2 separate regions of the Homo sapiens genome follow, and region 1 is linked to region 2. The links are chromatin contacts, found by Hi-C or POLR2A ChIA-PET in ENCODE. All regions are on one chromosome and are shown on one strand. Each heading gives the region's core, a stretch centred on a gene start or an enhancer-like site at or near the end of the contact. The rest is flanking DNA. Distances are from core to core; before and after follow the strand shown.

The links. Hi-C counts contacts between places; a loop is a spot of excess contacts on that map. ChIA-PET counts read pairs that join two places held with the same protein, here RNA polymerase II (POLR2A). Pooled maps may share reads with other maps.
Region 1: a loop to region 2 is called in a map with no recorded cell type, with 8 times the contacts of the local background. The contact joins the enhancer-like site here to the promoter of LINC02288 in region 2. A Hi-C loop is called at or near these places in 2 of 168 maps with a recorded cell type or tissue (OCI-LY7 and PC-9), 10 of 37 single-sample maps with no recorded cell type and 10 of 50 pooled maps. POLR2A ChIA-PET finds 5 or more read pairs at or near these places in 10 of 52 experiments (A673, B cell, CD4-positive, alpha-beta memory T cell and 7 more).

Annotation. Positions count from the first base shown.
Region 1 is chr14:77,119,188-77,122,556 of GRCh38, forward strand. No RefSeq gene overlaps it. Among named protein-coding and RNA genes, the nearest start is that of ZDHHC22, 21 kb to the right of the region's middle. RefSeq lists enhancers at 1,666-1,865, 1,876-1,935, 1,946-2,175, 2,556-2,735. Within about 2 kb of position 1,729, at least 16 of the 41 ENCODE cell types and tissues checked have a DNase peak (open chromatin) inside an H3K27ac peak, as active enhancers do; they include B cell and OCI-LY7, where a contact is called at or near this core.
Region 2 is chr14:77,039,059-77,042,382 of GRCh38, forward strand. LINC02288 (long intergenic non-protein coding RNA 2288) reads left to right here and starts at 1,991. Exons shown (of 4, transcript NR_110554.1): 1 at 1,991-2,219. RefSeq lists a silencer at 1,164-1,353 and enhancers at 1,463-2,194, 1,470-3,324, 1,604-1,693.

The DNA.
Region 1 (3,369 bases), core at 479-2,978, 80 kb after region 2:
GTTGCCCAGGCTGAAGTGCAGTGGCGCTGTCTCGGCTCACTGCAAGCTCTACCTCCCGGGTTCACACCATTCTCCTGCCTCAGCCTCCTCAGCCAGGATTACAGGTGCCCACCACCATGCCCGCTAATTTTTTTTTTTTTTGTATTTTTAGTAGAGACGGGGTTTCACCGTGTTAACCAGGATGGTCTTGATCTCCTGACCCCGTGATCCGCCCACCTCAGCCTCCCAAAGTGTTGGGATTACAGGCATGAGCCACCGTGCCTGGCCTCTTCATGTGTTTTAAGGAACAATTTGGGGCTGCGTGCAGTGGCTCATGCCTGTAATCCCAGCACTTCAGGAGGCCGAGGTGGATGGATTGCTTGAGCCTAGGACTTTGAGATCAGCCTGGGCAACATGGCGAAACCCTGTCTCTCTAAAAAATACAAAAATTAGCTGGGTGTGGTGGCACACACCTGTAGTCCCAGCTACTCTGGAGGCTGAGGTGGGAGGATCACTTGAGCCCAGGAGGCGGAGGTTGCAGTGAATCAAAATCATGCCACTGCATTCCAGTCTGGGTGACAAAAACCCTGTCTCACAAAAAAGCCAAACGAAAAACAGAACCACTTGGGTTGATTTAACATTATTTTCACTGTCACTAGTCAGAGATGACATAGATGCAGTGATACTTTGTGAGGTCTTTATTCTGGTCCAAGCCTTTTGGGTCAACCTTTCATCTACACCAGAAGAGAGATTAGAGATGAGAAGTCTGCCTGGGTGACACAGCACAATCAGAATCCCTGAGAGAAAGAGGCAGAAGAAAACAACGACTGTGCCCTAGCTCCTGCAGCCTTTACCTCTGCTACGTCAGTTTCCTTTATCAAAAGAGGAGGGGCATAATCCTCGCTATGCACTTGACATCCTGAGATGAAGGTGCAACGCAAAAAAGTGATGTCTCAAAAGTGTTTTAAAACTGCTCTACGGAGCAAGGCAGCCTCGCCGCTCACAGACCCAGTGATGGAATTCAAGTGATGGCATTCAGCCCCTTCAGGGTTGTGACTGCTTGGGATAATTAAGACTGTCTTCTACCAAAATCTCATTTACAGTGAATGAGAGGAGAGAAAATATCAACCCAGGATGGTTACTCTTTGACTGGCTTCCTGGAAGGAGCTGTTCTGTGGGTCCATGTGTGACCATTTTGGTTTTTTCCTCTCAGAATCCTTCCTTTATTTTCTTTCTTTTTACTTTTTTTTTTTTTTTTTTTTGAGACGGAGTTTCACTCATGTTGCCCAGGCTGGAGTGCAATGGTGCAATCTCGGCTCATGGCAACCTCCACCTCCCGGGTTCAAGCGATTCTCCTGCCTCAGCCTCCTGGGTAGCTGTGATTACAGGCATGTGCCACCACGCCCGGCTAATTTTGTATTTTTAGTAGAGATGGGGTTTCTCCATGTTGGTCAGGCTGGTCTCGAACTCCCAACCTCAGGTGATCCGCCCACCTCAGCCTCCCAAAGTGCTGGGATTACAGACATGAGCCACCGTGCCTGGCCCCCCTTTATTCTTAAAACACATGGCTTTCCTATCTCTTTCTAAAGGATGGTTATGCAAGACAGAATTGCTTGAAAGAACAGTCTGTATGGTTCCTGCCTTAAATTACAGCAGCTGGAGGAGATGAGTTGAGCAAAAAAGCAAGAAGGGCCCATAGAATATGAAGATAACCCAGGGAGTGGGAGGAAGCTGTTAGAATATGAAGGAGAATGAAAACCGAAAGTGGGATCCTGCGGCCAGCCCTTGTGAGGGCCCTGGCAGGTGGAGTGATTATTATCCTTCCAGCAAGGCAGTCAGAGTGGCTGGAGAGCATGAGAGTAAAAATAGCTGCCGTTACATTTCCTACAGACTCACTAGATCCCAAAAATTGCAGTGGCCTTGGAAGCATGTTTGTTCATCCTGGTGTCTTTATAACAGAAGAGAGCAAAGGCCTCCATTCTCTGGGGACAGCCCACAAAGCCCCTGCCTGCTGGGTGGACAGATGGGAGCGCTTGGCATGGGGCCTGCCCTTCATTTGAGGGTGAGAGTGAAAAACCAGAAGCCCTGAAAAATCAAGACCTGCCACCACTTGTAGATGGTAAACCACAATAATCATGTCTCTACAGAGAGCTGGGTTGAAATTATCATCTCCACTCAACCCTTGCACAAGTGAGTACATTGCCCAGTCAGGGGAAGAGAAGAAGCCTAAAGAAGTTACACACAAATGGAGCACCACAACCTCAACGAGTCCTGCATTGTCTTCAAAAATGGCAGGAAAACTTGGCCCCAGAAGCCTGGTGGTCCTGCTGGTTAACATTTCATTCTGCTTCCCCTCTGAGCTCCAGCAAGGTTTCTGGGCCTCTCCTCTCATCACTGGGCTGCTCAGGAAATGCAAATGAGTTTCACTTCAGCAAAACACAGAGAAAGGGCAGTGAACCGTCACAACAAACAGCCCCGGATACCCACAGCCCGACAAAACAGTGACAGGCATGGTTTAGACTGTGTGTTTTCAATAATGGTCCCCTGGGCTCTCACAGGCCGAGAGAGTGAACTTCAAGGTGAAAGCCTTTTATTTTTTTGAAAGGATATCCAAGTTGATGCTTGTCTTGGCAAGGTGTATTTAGAAGTATCATGCTTTCCAGCCTGTGCTGATTTTATTCTTGAAGCATTTTATAAACATCAATTGTGCCGTGAAGCTCCTAGCTAGTAAATTACTAACATTGCTGATTGTACTAGTCAGGTTGGGCTGCAGTGACAATGTCACTTCTGCTCAGCCCGTGGCCAAGACTGGCTCCTGGCCCCACCAGTTGCATGGGGATCAGGACATGTGGGACAGTATGCACTGAATGATTTAAAAAAAAAAAAGTCAACATGGCAGAAATATTTAATTCAAGGGAAAAAAAGGTTCTTGGACCCACAGGATCAGAGGTGAGCAGGCACCAGTCAACACAAGGCCACAGGTCAGCCCTGGGGTAGGTCCCACTTTGGGGACCTTTAAAAATCCTCAAAAACATGGTCCTTGTCACTCAGATTTTCACACCTTTCCTCCCAAAATTGTATTCCAAAACCCGAACATTTCTCCTTCTTCTGAAAGTATTAATGATTCCTGCAGCTTACCTGACCAAAGCATTGTCATTATTATTTCAAGGAAACACATTTTCAACACGTTTATGTCCCAGCTGCTGACTGAGCTGTGGATATAAAATGGTGGCTAAAACAGACCTGGTCCCTCCTTCTAGTCTTGTGGGAGGTAGCAATGACAATCAGTTAGTCAATTGCCCCTTTGACAGTTTTGGTCTCTGTAGGTCTTAAACATCCAAAGCTGGGTGCGTAAGCCTAGACAAGGTGATATGTCCTACTCATTTCAAA
Region 2 (3,324 bases), core at 741-3,240:
GTATTTTAGACCCGATCGTCAGGGTGAATCATGTCAGGGCTTTGCAGTGGACCTGCAGCCTGGGAGCTGAAGACAGGGACACGAAACATCCCTGTGTCTGGGAGGTGCCCTTCTGAAAGAGGCAGGAGATGGGTATTTGCTCTCACCAGGCTCCTCTCCTTCAGGATTTTTTTTTTTCTAATTCATTGCAAGATGGAGTTTTTTTTTAAAAAATTGGCACTGATAAAAGCCAAGGATAGAAAACTCCCCATAAAACACGGCCCCCCAAGGGAAGTGCAAAACCCATTTGATGCAAAATATAGATATCTTCACCCTGGATTTTTCCCCCTTTGCTTTACAACTCTGCAGACATCAGGTTAGCAAAAGGTAATAAATAGTCCTTGCACAGCAGGGTCTGGACTAGTGAAAACAGTTTACTGAAATTAATGGGCCTCGTTTGAACCAAAACCTCCACTTTGGAATTAATGCCAGACATAGTTTTCCTGAACTCTATCCAACCGCCTAAGCGGCAGACAATTTTCATTCTATTTGTGCTGGAAAATAAAGCCCAAGCCCTTGATCTCAGTGTAGATTTTCATTAAAAAAAAAAAAAAAGTACAGTGAATACTATGCCAATTTCCACTTTCTGCCCATAGAAGCCCTTGTGCTCTGGGCTGTGCGTGACGGTCAGAAGTTATCTGGTAAACTTTGCATTGAAAAGCATCTCCGAACTCCCTCCCCATCTGTGGCCTCACAGCTTTCACCATGACATCTGAGAGATTCAAGGAAAGCTCCAGAAACAGGCTTAGCTCTCAATAACAACCCTCTTCCCTACAGATCTTAGAAAGGCTGGATCTGAACAACGCTGCCTGCAAGACCTCCATTCCCACCCTAAATAAAGCGCCAAACCATCCAACCGAAACCCACCCCTCCTCCCCTGGTACTCAGGGTGTCTACAGCTCTGAGGCTCCCTTTATTTTTATTTTTATTAATGTATTTTTAAGGCTGAAAGGCACACACACCACACGCATTCACACCCAGTGGTTATGGGGTTTTGGCAGGTACGCGGAGACCCGGTGCCCCAGCTGTCAGTGTCTGATCCCAACCCCTCCTCCTCCTCCCTCCGTTATTTATTAATAAAAGCCTGGTCGTGGGCAGCCGGCGTTCTGGTTTTCATTGTACAGTCTGCACTGGTGACACAGGACATGTGGAAAATTTTGAGAGCACTGCGGTGAATAGTGTGGAGGGGGAGCGTGAGCAGGGGGAGGGGAGGGGAGGGAGGGGAGCGAGTTACTTTTTAGCTTCCGCTAAGTACTTGGCGGCTCGCCAGGCCCGGAGAATTGTGGGAAGCGAAAACCTCCCCAGTATAAACTGCCAGCTTTAAGCAGCCCTGACAGTTCTGCTCCTTCCAAACTTGGCAGCCGTTCAAAGTGCTCTTTCATTTGAAATGCTGGAAGCCTGCCATGTGCAATGCAGATTTGCTGTGCCTGTGCGCAGAAGGAACTGATAAATGCCGTTGCAGTTGCCATGGGGACAGGAGGCTATCAGAATGGCCTTGTGATCCGCAGCCTCTCTGCGCGGCAGGCTCTCGTTCTCCCCCTCCCGCCCCTCCTCCCTCTAGTCAGTGAGATGGTGAAATAAATGTTCTGGAAAAAGGTTAACCCTCCCCGCTCTGGTTCCGAGGGTGAGAGGAGGTTAACCTCTAAGCACTTCCTTGGCCTTAAGTGCCAGCCCGGAGCACAGGTGTCAGCGCCGTCCTTGGGTGGGTCACCATCCTCCCGCTCTCCTCTTTCACACCCCCAGCTTTCTTCCTGCTCCCTGGGGGCTTTCACAAAGCGGTATTTTTAATAGAGGCTTTTCAGCAAGCTCAAGTGTAAGTCTTTGAGTCATCAAAACCCGGATGTAAACACAGCAGCCCTGCATTCTGCACAGTTTGCGTGTATTTTATCTTTTTAATAATATTTAGCTGGCAACTTAAAACTGCAAGGATGCCAGATATTTTAGCCAGCCACTTACATCATGCAGCATCCATCTTGGGGAGAGTGGTGGCGGGTCCTTTCCTTGTTCTCTTGCTCCCTGCCGCCTACCTGAGACCGCAGGAAATCTGGGTCTTTCTGAAGGCATCTTCTTGTGGTGTAGTCCCCTTGGAACCGCGGCCTTTAGAATGAACATGACATCACCTTGGGCAACAACGACAGAGGGTGTGTTCCTGTAGGAGACAAGACACGGGGAGATCCAAGGTGAAACAGATCTATCATTTACGCTGCGCCAATTTCAGGTGTGTGAGGGTGCACAGTCTGGATCATCAGCCCCCCATTTAGCACGAACTGCCGTTTGAAACACAGTCTGATTTAATGTACAGAAACAAAATAGCACATTCAGATTTGGTATATTTTCAGGCCTGTAATGCCAACACTCCGGGTGGCCTGTTTAATGGGGAAAAAATGAAATATTCCACTCCAGCCCAGGCCTATGGAAACCAAAGAGGTTTAGTGATTTATTTACATTGGGGGTAAAAACGGTGAGCAGTATTCCTTCTCGGCTCGCTACTTCCTGAAGGTTTCCTGAACCTAAACATTCGTTAACATCCCAGGAAGGGAACTTATTTTTCCTGTGGCTTTCAATATTTTCTGCTAAATATATTTCGGCACACTGTTTATCTTGGGCTTCAGCTTTCAGACCTTTATGCACTTTTAACACCTTGAGGCTGTTTCACTGAAAAATGGTGTATGTTAATTAAAGAGGACTTTATGTGCTGGGCATTAAGGCAGGGGGGATTTCTGTTTTGATCTGTCTGTATAATGAGGGGCTTCAGGATGAAACACAAGTCAGAGGCCTGTTAGCTTCGTGAAGCCCTTTTGACAAAGCGGGACCTTGAATGTGGGCCCTTGTATTCAAACACTTGAAGACCACAGAATGTTGAACTGAACGAAACATTTCTTCCTAAGTGCATGGTGAACATGGAGGCCAGGAGACGAGAAAGACTGAAAATGCCCCAAGTTCCTGGGGCTTAGCTGCAATTTCTTTGAACTTGACTGTCTCTGGGTGTCTGCTCGTGATTGTCACGGCAGCTCTGGCCAAGGCGATGCACTCTGTCTCGCTGGAATTTCCTGATTCCAAAGTAGCCCCTTCCAAATAAATAATCAACAAACGCCATCTGCTTCACCTTGCCAGCAGGCACAGAGCTGAAGGGTTAGCTAAAACCTACAATTTTTAGGAGCAGTAGGCTCTTGAGACATTTCAAGATAGGTTTCGACTTGGAATTAAACTAGAGTTAGAGGCAGAAATCAGGTGATTCAGAAAGCAACCCCCCCTCCCTCCCGCCAACTTCCCCAGACAGTCCAG